Regions from separate parts of the Homo sapiens genome. Here region 2 is linked to region 1. A link is a loop called in an ENCODE intact Hi-C map of the cell type or tissue named here. Cell type or tissue: MCF 10A. All regions are shown on one strand. Each heading gives the region's core, and the rest is flanking DNA. Links, peaks and the distances in the headings are about the cores only. Region 1 overlaps ARHGAP26 (Rho GTPase activating protein 26). Region 2 overlaps ARHGAP26 (Rho GTPase activating protein 26).

Region 1 (9,183 bases), core at 2,865-7,864:
CTGGACAATCTGGAAGGTATAACAGCCAAAAAAATATTTACGAGGTCTAATAATTATTACATGCATTACCTAATATGCATTGTATAATATAGCATGAGCTCACACTACTATACCAGGATCCTTTCAGTACATTTAATAGCTCTCTAAGACAGTGTCTCCTATCTCTCCTTTTCTTTATCCATTTCTGAAATTCCTTTATTTCCTGCCTGTCTTTTATTATTACTAGGATTTCCATCAACAGTAACAGCAACTAACATGAGCTGAGAACTTACTGTGAGCCAGGGATAACCACTCCCTCAATTATCTCATGTGATCTTTAAAATAACCCTAGGAGGGAAATTCCATTAATATCCCAAATGGAGAGGCTGGAGCTCAGACAAATTCAGAAATCTGTCTAAGGTCACATATCTAGAATTTGAGACCAAAAAGTCTGCAGTCTGATTTCAAATCTACTGCTCTTAAATGCTCTAGTATGAGGCAGAGAGAGAGAGAGACTGACAGACAGAGGGAGAGATACAATACATATCCTGTTATTTTATCTCATTTGCTTCTCTTCTTTTCTACATGGCCTAACCTTAAGGAGATCATGGGTCAAAGAAGAACCTGATTATTTTTACAAGGATAATTTGAAAGCAAACAAGAATATTAGGGTCATCTATGTCCACCAACAGTATAAAATCTCTAAGCTTCTCTACTGGTAAATAAACTAATCTGGGTCATGGGAATTACTAGAACCCAAGAAGAATGATACTTTTGCTGTAAGCTGCCTAGTTTTCCAAAATTAGTCATTTAGAGATTAAATAGGCCAACCTGCATTTTATTTGCCCTACATTGTCTCAGCTACCTGGGATTTGAGAAGTCTCATGCACAGGGAAAACACATTCCTTAGATCCAGGGGTTAACTGATTAGCTTTCACCTATCTCATCCTGGACAGTTTAGGCTTCAGCTAGTAGCTGTATTCTTGGTCCCAGTCCACAGGGTGCAGATGGGGAAGAGCAGCATTCACATATAAAAAGACGTGCAGAGAAGCTGACTCAGAAAGCCTTTCTTCCTGGAAAATTACTTAACTATTTTAAATTACATAACAATTCATTCTAAAGTCCAATGTAATTAACATTTGCAAAGCATTTTATAGTTTATAAAATGCTTCCACATTCATTATCATTGATTTATTGATTAGTTCTCACATCTAGAAAAAGATGCCAGAGGGTAAATAGAGGAGGTTTAAAAGTTGCACATGTGTATGCCAGTCTGGTGTTACCAAGTGCTGCAAATGCCGGTTCCTGTTGTTACTGACATTTCCTTCAACCACACAACCTACTACCTTTAAGCTAACATTGTCCCAAAGTCAAGCAAGCCATGGAGACATTGCTTTGGGACTTTCTACCCAACGAAGAAAGTGCAAGGTGACCCAGCACAAAGGCCAAAACTGCAACATCTATTTTTCAATTACCAACTATTTTTTAGCACCCCTTGTGTGCCAGGGACTGCTTTAAGTGCTGGAGATATACTGGTGAACAAGACAGACTCCTCCAGTTTCCTGCCTTAGAGAAGCTTACATTCTTTTGGAGTAGGACAGGCGATAAGCAAAGAAAATATATGGTGCTATGATGAAACAGCCAGCATGAAAGGGATGGGGAGTATAGAGGAAATGTTTGTAGCTTTAGACTGGTGGTCAAGGACATCTCATGGAGAAGGCATGTCTTGCCAAGCCATGAGGACATCTGGGAAGGGAGCTACAGGCAGAGGAAACAGCAGGTACAAACACCTCGGGGTAAGTACCTGGGTGGCATGCTGGTAATGCCAGTGTACCTGGAGCCCAGAGAGCAAGAGGGCAAGTATCAGGAAAAGTCAGAGACATAATGGACTTGAGGGTGGCAAATCCTGGAAAACTTTGCAGGCCACTGTAAAAGCTTTGTTCTTGACTGAGTGAGATGAAAAGCAATTAGAAAATTCTGATCAGAGGGGTAACAGTATTAGTCATCCTCTCTGTAGACTCGGAAAGGTCTCAACTAAGACCTAAATGCTGAAATTCCATAGGTTGCTTAACATTCAAAGAGAGAGAGATATGGCCGGGTGTGGCGGCTTGCACCTGTAATCCCAGCATTTTGGGAGGCTCAGGTGGGCAGATCATTTGAGGCCAGGAGTTTGAGACCAGCCTGGCCAACATGGCAAAACCCCATCTCTACTAAAAATACAAAATGTGGTGTGCCTGTAGTCCCAGCTACTCGGGAAGCTGAGGCAGAAGAATGGCTTGAACCCAGGAGATGGAGGTTGCAGTGAGCTGAGATCGCACCACTGCACTCCAGCCTGGGTGAGAGCAAGACGCTGTCTAAAAAAAAAAATACAAAAACAAAAACAAACAAAAACCAAAAAGAGATAAGAACTTTACAAGCTAGCATAAAACCCAATAAGAGAATTCAAGACATGTACAAACCAGATTACAGTACTGTTCATATTTAATTAAAATGTGTCAGGCCCTGTGCCTTTGCGCCTATATATCTGTGTTAACCTCATAGGTTTCTGCAGTTGTTGCCCATTTTCCTCTTGGTCATTGTGCTGGAGACCTCTACTGGGAAGCCTGGTGGAAGAACAGAATCTTAGCCAAACCTGAACTGGGGCGTAGAGCAGGTAAGAGCTTCTAGGTGCGAGTTACCTGCTACCCAGCTAATAGCCACCCATGATCAGCACCAATATTAATATTTGTAGAGTCCATTGAATTTCACCATTGTAACAATCTTTAATTAGTTAAAATAAACAGCAGTCTTCTGAAACCAGATCCACATTACTAGCACCATTTTACAGATGAAAGGACAGGGACAAAAGGAGCTAAATCAAAGGTTAAGGGACTGGCCCTTAGCCATGTGGCTTAGCTCCAACAGGAACAGTGGCTCTGGGACCCAGCGCTGAGAGCTTGCGCTGAGAGCTTGTCACTTCCCAAGAGATGTAAATCTCATTGCAGCTTCTATGGACATGACCATAATCCTTTCTGGAAGGACTAAGATTCCAAATCCACAGAAGGGTTCATGGGAAATGTTACAGAGAGATGGACAGACTGATAAAGAAGCATACACTCATGAAATACCCACCCTAGGTAACCTATCTCCTTTTGTGGGGATTTTTTAAATGAGGGAAATAACTCATGTGACTGGCATATTTTTGAAATGGAATGTACTTTCACCCCAAAAAGCAAACAGAAAATTACATTCCCTGCCATAAGTCTGAAAAAACACTGGGAGGCTGAAGTTGAAAACGTTAGCTTTATTTCAAGGGCCAGTCTACCAAAGTGACTGGAATTGACAAACCTATATGTCCTGTCACGGTACTTTTAGATTATGTTTGGATATTTGATTAGAAGACAGAAAAAAAACAGTAATGTATGGTGTCCAGAAAAGTTTATGCTCTTCATGTACAAGAGCTGAGACCCCATGGGAAAGTTCTGGAGGTCAATTCATACGGTAAAAGGTGAAAAACATCCTAGAGCTCTAACATCCATGAAAATTACTGGTATAGTACATCCACATTCCATATGTTTACATGTCTAACGCTAATGAATGGAATCCACTGAAAAAGGAATACAAATCTTCACAATCCATAAAAGTTAGAAACAATCTGAATTGATTACACCTTTATATCCCTCTCCTCCTGAAACTCTGTGGCAACACCTCCTAGCTCCTTGCTGCACTAAATCATTATCTCCTAAAATTTCAATGTAAGTTCAAGCCTAAGGGATACAACAGTTCCTCTTATTTATTCATCCATACAAAATAACAGTGTTTATATATAGTGGTACATGTGAGGATTAGAGTGAACACACAAACCCTTCTGTTATATTTATTGCCTTAATCACAAAAATAGATTTGTCAGGGAATGAAGCCAATAAAGTTCTTACTTCAACACATGCAAAGCAAAACCTGATTTATCCTCCTCAAAGGTGGCACAAAGCTGGAAACTCATTGAATTCTGCTACCATGAAAGCAAATTTTAAAATACAGGGTTGACAACAGAAACCAGAGATCCAAGGTGAGCAAACCAACTATCATTAGGCAGAGAAGAGCAGATCGTGTCTGGTAACAAAGACACCGAACGATTCAGAGTGAAGTCGAGATCTGGGTCCCTGATCCACCCAACATTCACACTCTCAGCAAGAGTCACTCACAAAGCCCAAACCTAAACAGATATTTTTCAAAGGGGAAGTCAAAGTGTTTAATGACAAAGTTCTAAAATGCTTTCTATTGTGCAGGCATCACAGCCTGACATCTTAGTTGCTGTCATCTTGCTTTGCCTGGCTCAACAGAAAAGGTGGGTGAAGAAGGCCAAGCTGATGGCAGCTGAGATAGGGGGAGAAATACAGTGTAGGCTACAGTGGCACTTCAAGGACAGAATGATGCACAATTCCCAGCAGAAAAGCCATCAGTAACTGACTTTAGCAGACCAATCTGGAGAGTATATAAATCTACAGAGATGAAACCACTTAATGAATACCAGATCCTTGAGCAAATCTAAACACCTCATCGTGGCCTATACGATCCAGCCCCTGCCTACTGACCCCTCCAACCTCATGTCATACCACCATGCTCTTATTCACAGAGCTCTAACTACCCTGGCCTTCTGTCTGTTCCTAAACACACCAAGTATGCTCACACCCAATACCGACTGAACACCTATGAGATGCCATGCACCCTTCTGGGCACTGGGATAAAGAAGTGAACGAGACTGACAAGATCCCTGCTTTCATTCCGACGGCAAATAACACACAGATACATCAGTAAAAATGTCAGATTACAGAAGTGCCATGAAGAAATCAAACAGAGGTATATGACAAAACCTAAGAGGACCAACTTAGGTAGGCCAGGAAGGCCTCTCTAGGGAAGAGACCTGTGAGCTGAGCCCATTAATCAAACAGTGCAGTCCAGAAGTCTACAGCCTAGAGGCAGACAACAAATCACACCCTCATACACCTAGGCAATAATAAGTTGTATCTTCAACCACAAGCATCAGCAATGCCTGCCTGAGACCGCTTTAAAATGAAGCCCAGGCTGGGTGCAGTGGCTCATGCCTGTAATCCCAGCACTTTGGAAGGCCGAGGTGGGTGGATCACCTGAGGTCAGGAGTTCGAGAGCAGCCTGACCAACATGGAGAAACCCTGTCTCTACTAAAAATACAAAAATTAGCTGGGCGTGGTGCCACGTGCCTGTAGTCCCAGCTACTCGGGAGGCTGAGGCAGGAGAATCGCCTGAACCCGGGAGGCGGAGGTTGCCATGAGCTGACGTTGCACCACTGCACTCTAGCCTGGGTGACAGATTGAGACATCACCTCAAAAAAAAAAAAAAAAAAAAAAAAGCCCAATGCATTGTATTCCAAAGGAGTTCACTTCCTTTTCCATGGGAATTCTGAAGTCTGTGTCAACAGCTGCTAAGTACAACTGGAAGCTGTGCAATCGTTGCCACCATGTGGTTACCCGCACAATGATGCGAACACCCTGTGGCTTCTGGCTGCTCCTCCTGCCCATCTCTGCAGCCTCAACCCATTTAGGAAGCAGCTCCTCCCAAAAACATGTCACTAATAGATCCCACTGCTCAGTCTTCCATACAGAAGGCCATCTTCCAGAAATTTACATCAAGGAGAAAGCCACACCACAATCCTGTTGCTATGTACCAGCATTTAGCTGGATTATATAAAGAGCTAAGTAATCATTAAGTAAGGGTGGGAAACAAGACAAACAACAAAAGAAAAAGTCACCCTTTAAAAAGACCCTTTGGGCTTGGTAAACTTGTGGGGAGAGGAAGAAACACAGTTCAGGGAGTCCTGCTACTCTGCGAAAAGTCAGGATTCAAATAGTTCATTATAAAAATGACCAAAAAAAAAAATCACTCATACTTGTACTCACCAAAAAAAGTCTCTTCTCTATTTGGCAATGGAAAATAAAAATTGGTACTTAAAAACAAACAGTGAGTGGCTTCAAGAAATGAGTTAATAAATCCTACACGTTACTTTCCCATAACGCCCCGGTGCAGCTACATGTTCTTCAGACTTCTGACGCACTGAAGAGAGGATGCCTACAGCCACGAACCTTGGTGATCAGCAGAATGCACACGTGGCATTTTCAGACATGCAGACAGATGCCACTCCCGCCAGGAACACAGTGCTGCAAGGCTATGAGACCTGTACCAAGGCTATGACACATGTACTTATATACCTGTACACACATGTCCACACACAAACGTCTACCCGGATGCATACCCCTTAAACATATATACACCCACATATGATTCCCACACACAGAAGAAAACTTACGCAATAAAATGCTTCTATCTTCGTTAAGACAGAATCATGTAATGACATTAGCTAATGTCAGTTTGGTCTTTAGGTTAGACCTATTTTTATATTTATTTATTTATTTATTTATTTATTTATTTATTTATTTATTTTTGAGATGGAGCTTCGCTCTTGTTGCCCAGGCTGGAGTGCAATGGCGCAATCTTGGCTCACACAACCTCCGCCTCCCGGGTTCAAGCGATTCTCCTGCCTCAGCCTCCTGAGTAGCTAGGATTACAATCATGTGCCACCATGCCTAGCTAATTTTTTGTATTTTTAGTAGAGACAGGGTTTCTCCATGTTGGTCAAGCTGGTCTCAAACTCCCGACCTCAGGTGATCCGCCCACCTTGGCCTCCCAAAGTGCTGGGATTATAGGCATGAGCCACCACACCCAGCCGATTAGGCCTATTTTTAAATAGCTTACCCTTTACTCTTTCTTTCAGTGCTATCGTTAGGGGGAAAAAAAGATACATGTTTTCTCTTTTATTTTCTGATAAATGAAAGTATTTACTGTGGAATAACTGATACAAAGCACAAAGAAAATAAAAATCACCAGTGATTCTACCATCCAGAAATAACTAAATGTTATTCAATGTTTTAAGGTATACGTGTCACATTCCATGTTTTTTTCAGACACACACACACTCATATTTCAAATCAAGTTGGAATCATACTGCAGACACCTAGTTTTATAACTTGTTTTTTACTGCATTACTATGAACTTTTCAAGTACCATTCATTGTCTCACTCAACATTGTTATGGTGGCACAGTGTTTCACTGTATGGGTATTCGATAATTTAGAAATCTCCCGTTATTGGACAGTCAGATTGTTTCCAATATTTTATTGTTTCCACTAATATTGCAGTGAATCTCTATGTACACAAATATGTGCATATATCTTTCTTTCCCTAGAATAAATTCATAGAAATAGAATTTCTGGATGAAAGGGCATACTTTTTTTGTTTTGTTTTGTTTTTTTGAGACAGGTTCTCACTCTCTCGCCCAGACTGGAGTGCAGTGGTGTGATCTCGGCTCACTGCAACCTCAGCCTCCCAGGCTCAAGCGATTCTCCTGCCTCTGTCTCCCAGGTAGCTGGGATTACAGGTGCGTGCCACTACCTGCAGGGTAATTTTTGTATTTTTAGTAGAGATGGGGTTTCACCATGTTGGTCAGGCTGGTCTCAAACTCCTGACCTCAAATGATCCACCTGCTTCGGCTTCCCAGAGTGCTGGGATTACAGGCGTGAGTCACTGTGCCTAGCCAGCATAAATATTTTTAATAGATATTACCAAACTGTCACCCATGAGATCTATGTCAATTTACATTCCCACCTAGAAAATTTTAATATGCCCATTTCCCTAGGACCTTTATTTTTCCTTTTGGTGCTTTCACTAGCACCAAAATAAGGTATTGCTATTTTGAAAGCTTTTATCTTAAGTTTCATTTCTCTCTTTTTTTTTTTCTCTAGGTCTATCCATGTTGTAACAAATAGCAGGATCTCCTTTTCTAAGGTTGAATAATATTCCATTGTGTGTATATATATATATTTTTATTATACTTTAAGTTCTGGGATACACGTGCAGAATGTGCTGGTTACATAGGTATACATGTGCCATGGTCGTTTGCTGCACCCATCAACCCGTCATCTACATTAGGTATTTCTCCCAAGGTTATCCTCCTCTTCCCCCTACCCCCTGTTAGGTCCCGGTGTATGCTGTGCCCCTCCCTGTGCCCATATGTTCTCACTGTTCAACTCCCACTTACGAGTGAGAACATGCAGTGTTTGGTTTTCTGTTCCTTCTCTTAGTTTGCTGAGAATGGTTTCCAGCTTCATCCATGTCCCTGCAAAGGACATGAACTTATTCTTTTTTATGGCTTCATAGTATTCCATGGTGTATATGTGCCACATTTTTTTTTTTATCCAGTCTAACATTCATGGGCATTTGGGTTGGTTCCAAGTCTTTGCTATTGTGAACAGTGCTGCAATAAACATACGTGTGCATGTGTCTTTACAGTAGAATGATTTATAATCCTTTGGGTATATACCCAGTAATGGGATTGCTGGGTCAGATGGTATTTCTAGCTCTGGATCCTTGAAGAATTGCCACACTGTCTTCCACAATGGTTGAACTAATTTACACTCCCACCAACAGTGTAAAATCGTTCCTATTTCTCCACATCCTCTCCAGCATCTGTTGTTTCCTGACTTTTAAAAGTTTCATTTCTTTGAAGAGTAATGATATTGAACTTTTTCCCATGTCTACTGATCCAGTGACTTTTAAGGTCCCAGGCACAATTAGTCTGCAGCAAAGCAAATCAAAAGAACAGGTAAAGAAGACGACATACCAGGCAAGGATGGCACCTTAGTTCTACATTTTAAAAATTTAATAAAGCTCTACACCTATTAAGGTATCCTTGTGTTTATAATCCATATATCTTTCACAAATTTTCATGGGGAAGAAAAATAGTTGGGAGATGTCAGATCCCCCCTGTGAAGCTGGGCAGACTCCACCAGACTCCACCATGGCACTTGGGAGGCATTATATAAACGTTTGTGGCTACCACAGAGACCAAAAATGGATTGTGCTGCCTCTTCCCTGGTCTATTTCATAGAGGCACTGGGATGCTGTAAGGACAAAGCAAGCAAGGGAGGTGAAAAAAGTACTGAAAATTATCAAGGGCTGTACAAAGCACAATGATAAGGAGAAGGAGGAGGAGAACTAATTTAAACAGAAGTTTCAAAGAGGCAGGATTGGAGTATATGCAGAGAACGTTATTAGTGAAGAATGCTTTGGTAAGAAAGCAAGCTTTCTCCTCTGGTATTTCATGAGCTGTGCAATGAAAGAGTCTCTGTCTCCCTAG
Region 2 (9,183 bases), core at 2,120-7,119, 94 kb before region 1:
ATTCATATAGCAGATGGCATTCATATAAGAGAAGAAATAAAATGTAAAGAGTATGACTCTTTAAAGCTTTTTTTTCTTAATCCAGCAAAAACTAGTCATTGAGCACTCAGTATGTTCAATACAATAAATGATATTTGCCAAGGTCCCTTGACTTCAAGAGCTTAAAATATATTTGACAAGAAGCGACAGATTTAAAAACAACAGTAATGTAAGACAGTAAGATCCATCAGTTGAGGGCTAAGCTAGTACTAGCTTAATACCTGGCTCCCCCTTGACTCTGTCTTGAGTCCTAGGAAAAGTGTCAACTCCTCTCTACTGTGCAGTCTCCATTTTCTTCCACAGTTGCTGCTAGTCAGAGAGGCCTCACTTTCTCAGTCCTCTCAACACAACCCTGCCCCACCAGACAATGACCTAGTAGGCAAGGCCTGGCAACAACTTTCAAACCACAGCCCAGCCCAGGAACCCAAGCAGAACCAGGGACAATTTGGAGGTTCAAGAGAACAGCCCAGACCCAGGGGCTTGTACCAATCTGTTCTTTTGGTCAGTGGTTACCACAGGACAATTAAAAAGTCCTTCCAACTTTTTTTTTTTTAAATGACTTTAATAAGTAGGAAACACCTCCAGCTTCCTATTCCATCTGTACCAAGAATTATGCCTTTGGCTAATGGCATAGTTTGGAACATATTCTGTGAACACAATGTGGGTTCTAAATGTTTTTCACATCCTCAGATATCTAAGTGGTTTTTGGCCAGAACTACACGGCTGAAATTATCTGGGGGTGCGGCTGGAATGCAGGATATTCGTAACTATTATAATAACTTACTCCTCAATCCCCATGTCAATTACCGTAGTATCAACTGCAATTTTTTCTTCTGGAGACGGAGTTTTGCTCTTGTCGCCCAGGCTGGAGTGCAATGGCACAATCTTGGCTCACTGCAACCTCTGCCTCTTGGGTTCAAGCGATTCTCCTACCTCAGCCTCCCAAGTAGCTGGGATTATAGATCCCCCCCACCATGCCTGGCTAATTTTTTGTATTTTTAGTAGAGACAGGGTTTCACCATGTTGGTCAGGCTGGTCTTGAACTCCTGACCTCAGGTGTTCCACCCACCTTGGCCTCCCAAAGTGCTGGAATTACAGGCATGAGCCACCATGCCTGGCCTCAAATGCAATTTTTAACAACAGAATTTCAGAATTTCATTTGTTTATGTTTTAGCCATAGCAGTAACATTTGGTATAAAGTGACTGCATTTTAACATTTATTACCACTATGTTTGAATTGGTATAATAATAAAATGCATACTCCATAGTACTTCTGTGATTTTTTTTTTTTTAATTATACTTTAAGTTCTGGGATACATGTGCAGAATGTGCAGGTTTGTTACATAGATATACACGTGCCATGATGGTTTGCTGCACCCATCAACCCATCATCTACATTAGGTATTTCTCCTAATGCTATCCCTCCCCTAGCCCCCTACCCCCTGACAGGCCCCGGTGTGTGATGTTCCCCTCCCTGTGTCCATGTGTTCTCACTAACTCCCACTTATGAGTGAGAACATGCGGTGTTTGGTTTTCTGTTCCTGTGTTAGTTTGCTGAGAATGATGGTTTCCAGCTTCATCCATGTCCCTGCAAAGGACATGAAGTCATCCTTTTTTATGGCTGCATAGTATTCCATGGTGTATATGTGCCACATTTTCTTTATCCAGTCTATCACTGATGGGCATTTGGGTTGGTTCCAAGTCTTTGCTATTGTGAACAGTGCTGCAATAAACATACGTGTGCATGTGTCTTTATAGTAGAATGATTTATAATCCTTTGGGTGTATACACAGTAGTGGGATTGCTGGGTCAAATGGTATGTCTGGCTCTAGATCCTTGAAAAATCGCCACACTGTCTTCCACAATGGTTGAACCAATTTACAACCCCAGCAACAGTGTAAAAGCATTCCTGTTTCTCCACATCCTCTCCAGCATGTGTTGTTTCCTGACTTTTTAATGATTGCCATTCTAACTGGCATGAGATGGTATCTCACTGTGGTTTTGATTTGCATTTCTCTAATGACCAGTGATGATGAGTGTTTTTTTTATATGTTTGTTTGCCACATAAATGTCTTCTTTTGAGAAGTATCTGTTCATATCCTTCACCCACTTTTTGATGGGGTTGTTTTTTTTTCTTGTAAATTTGTTTAAGTTCCTTGTAGATTCTGGATATTAGCCCTTTGTCAGATAGATTGCAAAAATTTTCTCCCATTCTGTAGGTTGCCTGTTCACTCTGATGATAGTTTCTTCTGCTGTGCAGAAGCTTTTTAGTTTAATTAGATCACATTTGTCAATCTTGGCTTTTGTTGCCATTGCTTTTGGTGTTTTAGTCATGAAGTCTTTGACCATGCCAATGTCCTGAATGGTATTGCCTAGGTTTTCTTCTAGAGTTTTTACGGCTTTAGGTCTTACATTTAAGTCTTTAATCCATCTTGAGCTAATTTTTGTATAAAATGTAAGGAAGGGGTCCAGTTTCAGTTTTCTGCATATGGCTAGCCAATTTTCCCAACAGCATTTATTAAATAGGAAATCCTTTCCCCATTGCTTGTTTTTATCAGGTTTGTCAGAGATCAGATGGTTGTAGATGTGTGGCGTCATTTCTGAGGCCTCTGTTCTGTTCCATTGATCTATATATCTGTTTTGGTACCAGTACCATGCTGTTTTGGTTTCTGGAGCCTTGTAATATAGTTTGAATCCAGGTAGCATGTTCCCTCCAGCTTTGTTTTTTTGCTTAGGATTGTCTTGGCTATACGGGCTCTTTTTTGGTTCCATATGAAATTTAAAGTAGTTTTTTCTAATTCTGTGAAGGAAGTCAGTGGTAGCTTGATGGGGATAGCATTGAATCTATCAATTACTTTGGGCAGTATGGCTATTTTATGGCTATTTTCATGATACTGATTCTTCCTATCCATGAACATGGAATGTTTTTCCATTTGTTTGTGTCCTTGTCTTATTTCCTCGAGCAGTGGTCTGTAGTTTTCCTTGAAGAGGTCCTTCATATCCCTTGTAAGTTGTATTCCTAGGTATTTTATTCTCTTTGTAGCAATTGTGAATGGCAGTTCACTTCAATTTACCAAGCAAATGGAAAAAAAAAAAAGCAGGGGTTGCAATCCTAGTCTCTGATAAAACACTTAAAACCAACAAAGATGAAAAAAGACAAAGAAGTGCATTAAATAATGGTAAAGGGATCAATGCAAAAAGAAGAGCTAACTTAATGCAACAGGAAGAGCTAACTATCCTAAATATATATGTACCTAATACAGGAGCACCCAGATTCATAAAGCAAGTTCTTAGAGACTTACAAAGAGACTTATACTACCACACAATAATAGTGGGAGACTTTACCACCCCACTGAGATATTAGACAGATCAAGATAGAAAATTAACAAGGATATTCAGGACTTGAACTCAGCACTGGACCAAGCGGACCTAACAGACATCTACAGCACTCTTCACTTCTGTGATTTTTTAAATGACTAAAGGAATTATGCCTTTTGTTTATTTGTACTTTAGAGTCATGGCAATAATCCTATCAACAATACTACTGCACATTTTATGTACTGCAAAGATGCATGTCGCAACAGAAGGACTGTAAACAGACAAGAAATAGAGAGTACATTGTATTTTAGTTCTGATGCAAAACTAAGGGTGTATGACTATGTGTTCTCATACTCATAGAACACATATGTGAGATATAAGACGCACAGGGATGGTTATTATGGCCCAAGACTCTTTGTAGAATCTTAAATTCTCCTTTCACTACAGAAGTGTCTGGCTGTAGGTTACTTAAAAATGACAACGGCAGACAAAAATAAATACATAAATAAACAAAATAAAAATCTTGCTCCCTCCTGCCCCTCACCAAACCCAAAACAAAACAGACAAATTTCAAAATGGTCAATTTCACTCCTGGCTCTGAAACCTCCAATATCAAATTTGCAACCCCTTTCCCACTAATGAAGCCAAGGATAACAAACAATTAAAAGAGGAGAAAATGATTTTATAACTACAATTTTAGCAGATGACTGCTAAAGGCATTCCTACAACCCTCAGAGTCCAGATGGGTGTATTAAGCTGAATGCCCAGTGCCCCTAAATATTCCTGGGGTCCTGCCAGGCCCCCACATCTAGGCCCAATGACAGCAACAACACAGCATACACTGTAGCATGCAAGGAACATTTGCTGGTCTGGTTTGGATTCAACTGGTAGGCTTACATCCACTTTAGTTTGCTGGCCCACAGTGTCCTCAAAAGGAGTCAGACAGTCCCAGTCAGTCTCTGAAATTCACTGGACAGTGAAAGAATAACGGTTTAGGAAGATAAGGCTAAAAGGCTTGGCAGCATAATGGGTTGTGGCTGATAGTTCAAGTACAGTGTGTAGCAATATCATCAGCTTGACACCCTTCTGTGGTGACTCACTTGAATGATGGAACATCTGCTGGACCAGCCAGGGCATGCCTGCCATACTGTGGCAGGGCTGCCCAGGCAGGCTCCCAGTCTGACAAGGGATGTGGCAGACCCTCTCTGATCTCCACACCACAGTAGTAGAGCTGCTATAAGATGAGAGGTTCTGTAACTGGAGGAGTAAGCTGACCACGAAGAAGAAAGTTAATCTTTCAAAATTCTAATAATGAAAATTACTGACGGCCTTGTAGAAAATTGGAAAATACCAAAAACCAAGAAGAAAAGAAATACAACCATACATAATTTATGCCACTGATAATCACTGTTAACACTTTGGCATATTTCTCCTCGCTTTTTTTTGGAGAATTATACTACACATGTAGTTAATACCCTCCTTTTTTTCCCTTAATAAGGCATTTTCCAATGCAATTATATAGCCTTTGATAACATATTTTTAAAATGGCTACAGGCTGTTCTATTGTATGGTATACTCTGATTTCTGTAACCATTTTCTTATTGTGTATATTCAGACTCCTATCCCCCTTTAGCTATTATAAATAGCATTGCAACTCACATCTTTGTAGAGAATCCCTGCCAGTGTCTCAATTGTTTCCTTAGCATAAATTCCTGAAAGTAAAATTAGTGGGTCAAAGGCTAGGAGTTTCTTTTAAAGGTGTTGATATACCGTGCCAAATAGCTTTCCAGAAAGGTTCTACTGCTGTGCATTTCCACCAACACTGACAATTCCTTCTCACCATTACCCCACCAACATTGAGCATGATCATTAGAAAAAAATTAGATGAACATTTTTTCAGTGTTCAGAGGTTACCCTGGACTCTTTGCTTTCCTGGTCTTTTCAGTGATGTACGAATGAATACAATTCCCTTCCTGTGTTCTGTTTCCACGTGGAAGCAATGTTTAATTTTCCAAAGGGCATTTTGACAAGAGGGTTGTGTGGGGAAGGAGACAGGCTGATGGATAAAGAGACAGATATCCACAACCTGGAGATGTGAGACCCCCTAGTTGAAAGGTATGGCTGCTCCCAGAGGAAAAGAAAGTAGTGGATTTGTAGCTTAGTGTAGGACTTTCAAAACAAGGATGAAGTCAGAGGGATAAGGCACACAAGGAAGGGCCTGAGAGTCTTGCACTAAGAGTCTCCACAGTGTCAGACTTTGGAGAAGCAGCAAAATTGGCATTTGCACGTCTCTGCCAGGCAGTGGCCCATGATCTGCAGTCCAGGTCCCCAGTGATATGTCTCAGGCCTGGGCTGAGCCTCGGATCACCGGCCCAGGGCTGGTCTTTATGCTGTCAGTTCCCCTTCCAGGTTAGACTGTTAGGTGGTGATGGTGCTATTAAACTAACAGGGGGCGGCTTTGATTTTGCCCCTATGATGAAAAAGAGAAGAAAATTCCATGAAAATCTAAAATGTCCTATCTAATCTAATCCCATTTCATTGAATTCTTCTTCCTTGGAAAATATCCCTTTCTGGCTTGACTTAAGGTAAAGGGAAATCAAACTTTAGCCAAGAAAATAGAGCCAAAAGGAACAGTGGTAAATTGGCTACTGGTGAACCAGACCAAATGACACAAAACCAGTTTTTATCTGTTGAAAATCTGAAGACATATATTCCTTATGTGTGTCCACTCAAGCTTTTACAACAAAGAAATCCTATATAAGTCCTAACCTCCTGGATTTTCAGTATGTACTTCACAACTTTATGAGCAGAAAAAATCCACAAGTCCCTGAGCTTGACTGTTTCGTGTTCTTTTCTACTACTCATGTGCAGATGTCTTTGCACAGATTATTTCCCCTCATCTAATATAATTTAACATGCATTTTTATTTAAACAATGACAGAGTTCGGTTTCTTATTTTAATGAAACTAGTGAAATCCCCTTAAGGTCTTAACAATAATAGGGAAATGCATTTTAAAATACTTCTTCAATAATTTACTTTAAAAATAGCTTGACTAGTTTACAATGCAGCGGTTCTGTTTTCTAGCTTTAAAAAATAATTCTTAAACTATTGGGTACTGTGGCCACCACCTGGGAGATGGGATCATTTGTACCCCAAACCTCAGCATCACACAATATACCCATGGAACAAACCTGTACATGTACTCCCTGAATCTAAAAGTTGAAATTATTTACACAAATAAAATAATTTCTGAAGTTTTAAATAAACTTTAAACTTAGATGGGGTGAGTAGGAATGGTAAGTAATTCTATGATTTAAACAAAATTCAAGATTTTGGAATAGCGCATACATCATCCTTAATGTTCCCCAAGTCAATAATCCGAATCTTTTCTCACTGAATAATACAGAAATATGAGGTAGAGGGAAAAATTCCAGATTGGAAACAAAGACATCTGGACAACAGTCCTAGTTCAATTGCTCATTGTACAGAAAAACCTCAAGGGAAAGGGTCAGAAAGGTTAAATGGGCAGAATGCTTCTATTGTGCACCGTGGCTCACAATACTTATTGACCTTAATATTCTTTCCTGTTGAACCTAAGTGTAGCCTCTCAATCTTTTCCAATACCGCATTTCAGGCACAACAGAACTGCCTAGAATAAAAATTTCTCTCAACTAAAAAATTTCACAATATGTGAATTTATTTGTAAGAAAACACTAAAGCATTTTGGGGGCATTATAAAGTGTTCATATGGTAACAATTGCTATCTCAAAAGATCTGAATAGTTGCTAAGAAATCCCAATACTTCCTTACTAGGCATATAACTCTTAAATTGAGTATGGTACAATTGCCTTTCTCCACATAATGAAGATATTGTGCTTGCCAAAACAAATTCACTCAAGTAACATACAAATAAAAGGGACGCAATAGTGCTACTACATCCAATCTTTCGTTGTTCTGGGGTATAATCTAAAGCCACTGTTTAAATGCTAGAGATGTTTAAACATGATTCTTAAAATCTGTAAGCAAGAAACTATGACTGCCTCAGGGGGTTGAGAGTGGGGAACTGGATGTACAGATATGGACTAGACATTCACTTTTTTATTTATACTGTTAGGAATTTATCATGGGCCTATACGATTTTATGCTACTAGTGGAAAGTGCTCTTTTATACACGGTGCTAGACTAACTGGATATCTATATGGAAAAAAATGACAGAATCCCCTACCTCACACCATACATAACAAATGTGTTCCAGATGGATTATAGACCTAAATGCCAAAGGCAAACAATAAAGATTTTAGAAGAAATAATTCCAGAAACTGAAGGTTCCCAAACAGGGGTTGGAATTTATCCAGTAGGGCATAGAGAGGGCATATCAAAAACAATATTAAAAGGGTAAAAAGGCAGCCTACAACATAAAAATGAACAAAGGGTTTATAACCAGACTATGTAAAGATTTCTTACTGGTGAGTAAAACACAACCAAGTGGGAAATGGGCAAGAAACCTGAATAGGGATGTTAAAAGAGAAAATCCAAAAGAAAAGGCACTCAACCTTTCTGTGCTGCAGGAAATGCAGATTAAAACCACAGTGAGATGTTACTGCACACCCACCAGAATGACTAAATAGCTAACATCAAAATGCTGGAAATACCAGAGGTTTATGAGAATGAGGTACATCTCATTCTCATCTGTAACTCATATTTTGCTGCAGGAGGGGTGTAAATTGCTACAATCATTTTCAAAAATAGTGTAGCATTATCTAGCAAAGGTGAAGATACCATTCCCTTGGACCCAGTAGTTCCATTGCTAGACATACACCCCAGAGAAAGGTGTGTTATGTGTACACTGGAAGACATGTATTAGAATGTGTAGAGCAAATTATTTGTAAAAGCAGAAAATGGAAATTCAAAATTTTAGAAAAAGTGGAATAAAAAAATAATTTTTGTGTATTAATACAATGGTGCACTCTACAGCAATGAAAATGAACTACAGCAACATAAATGACTTAAATGTGGTTGAGCAAATGAAGTTGAACTCAAAACAATAAAATGTTGCATTTAGGGATATATACAGTCTATCCTCATTATTTCCATATTCCTTATTTGCAAATTCACCTACTTACTAAAATGTATCTGTAACCTCAAAATCAACATCTGGGGTGCTGTTGAGGTCATCCGAGGACATGTGCAGAGCAGCAAAAACCTTGAGTCGCCCAACGGCACATTCCCAGCTGAGGTCAAACAAGGCAAAGCTCTGCCTTCTTGTTTCAGCTCTCATACTGTAAACAAGTGTCTGTTTGAGGTCTACCTAGTACCACATTTTCATGCTCTTCAATGGTGATTTTGCCATTTAAAATGGCCCCTAAGCATACAGCTGAAGCACTGTCAAATGTTCCTAAGCACAAGAAGGTTGTAATGTGCCTTATAGAGAAAATGTGTGTGTTAGATGAGCTCCAGGCATGAGTTAACAGTGCTGCTGGTCCTAAGTTCAATGTTAATAAATCAACAATAATATTAAATGAGGTGACTTTAGGCAGAAATACATATAAAACAGGGTGGTGTACTGATCAGGTGATGAAAATGTTGTGACCAGGGGCTTACAGGAAGCTCACTCTGTATTTCCCCTCCATGCAATGGCTTAGTATTCAGTAATTCCGTGTTTGCAGTGACTTTATAGAACATGACTACCGCGAAAAACAAGAATGGACTGTATTTATGAGGTTAAAATATAAATAAAAACTAATTGATTGCCATAAACATGAGATTAGAGCCCTTGTGGGGAAGAAGAGGACTGTGATGGGGGAGGAGAAAGCAAGAGATGTGGA

What was found. Peaks named below come from ENCODE experiments on the same cell type or tissue, not always from the same donor. Only the 100,000 strongest peaks of a DNase experiment are listed, where the experiment ranks them.
Region 2: it touches region 1 in a loop (6-fold over the local background); 3 of 110 quality-filtered maps call a loop at or near these places.

What each region holds. Positions count from the first base shown.
Region 1 is chr5:143,102,628-143,111,810 of GRCh38, reverse strand. All of the region lies in intron 17 of ARHGAP26 (Rho GTPase activating protein 26), which reads right to left. Among named protein-coding and RNA genes, the nearest start is that of ARHGAP26-IT1, 85 kb to the left of the region's middle. In MCF 10A, for the core only: a CTCF peak has its summit at 5,438 (motif pointing left); a DNase peak (open chromatin) is centred at 5,440.
Region 2 is chr5:143,196,217-143,205,399 of GRCh38, reverse strand. All of the region lies in intron 20 of ARHGAP26 (Rho GTPase activating protein 26), which reads right to left. Among named protein-coding and RNA genes, the nearest start is that of ARHGAP26-IT1, 8.3 kb to the right of the region's middle. RefSeq lists an enhancer at 4,399-4,558. In MCF 10A, for the core only: no CTCF peak of the experiment used is centred there; DNase peaks (open chromatin) are centred at 3,609 and 4,439.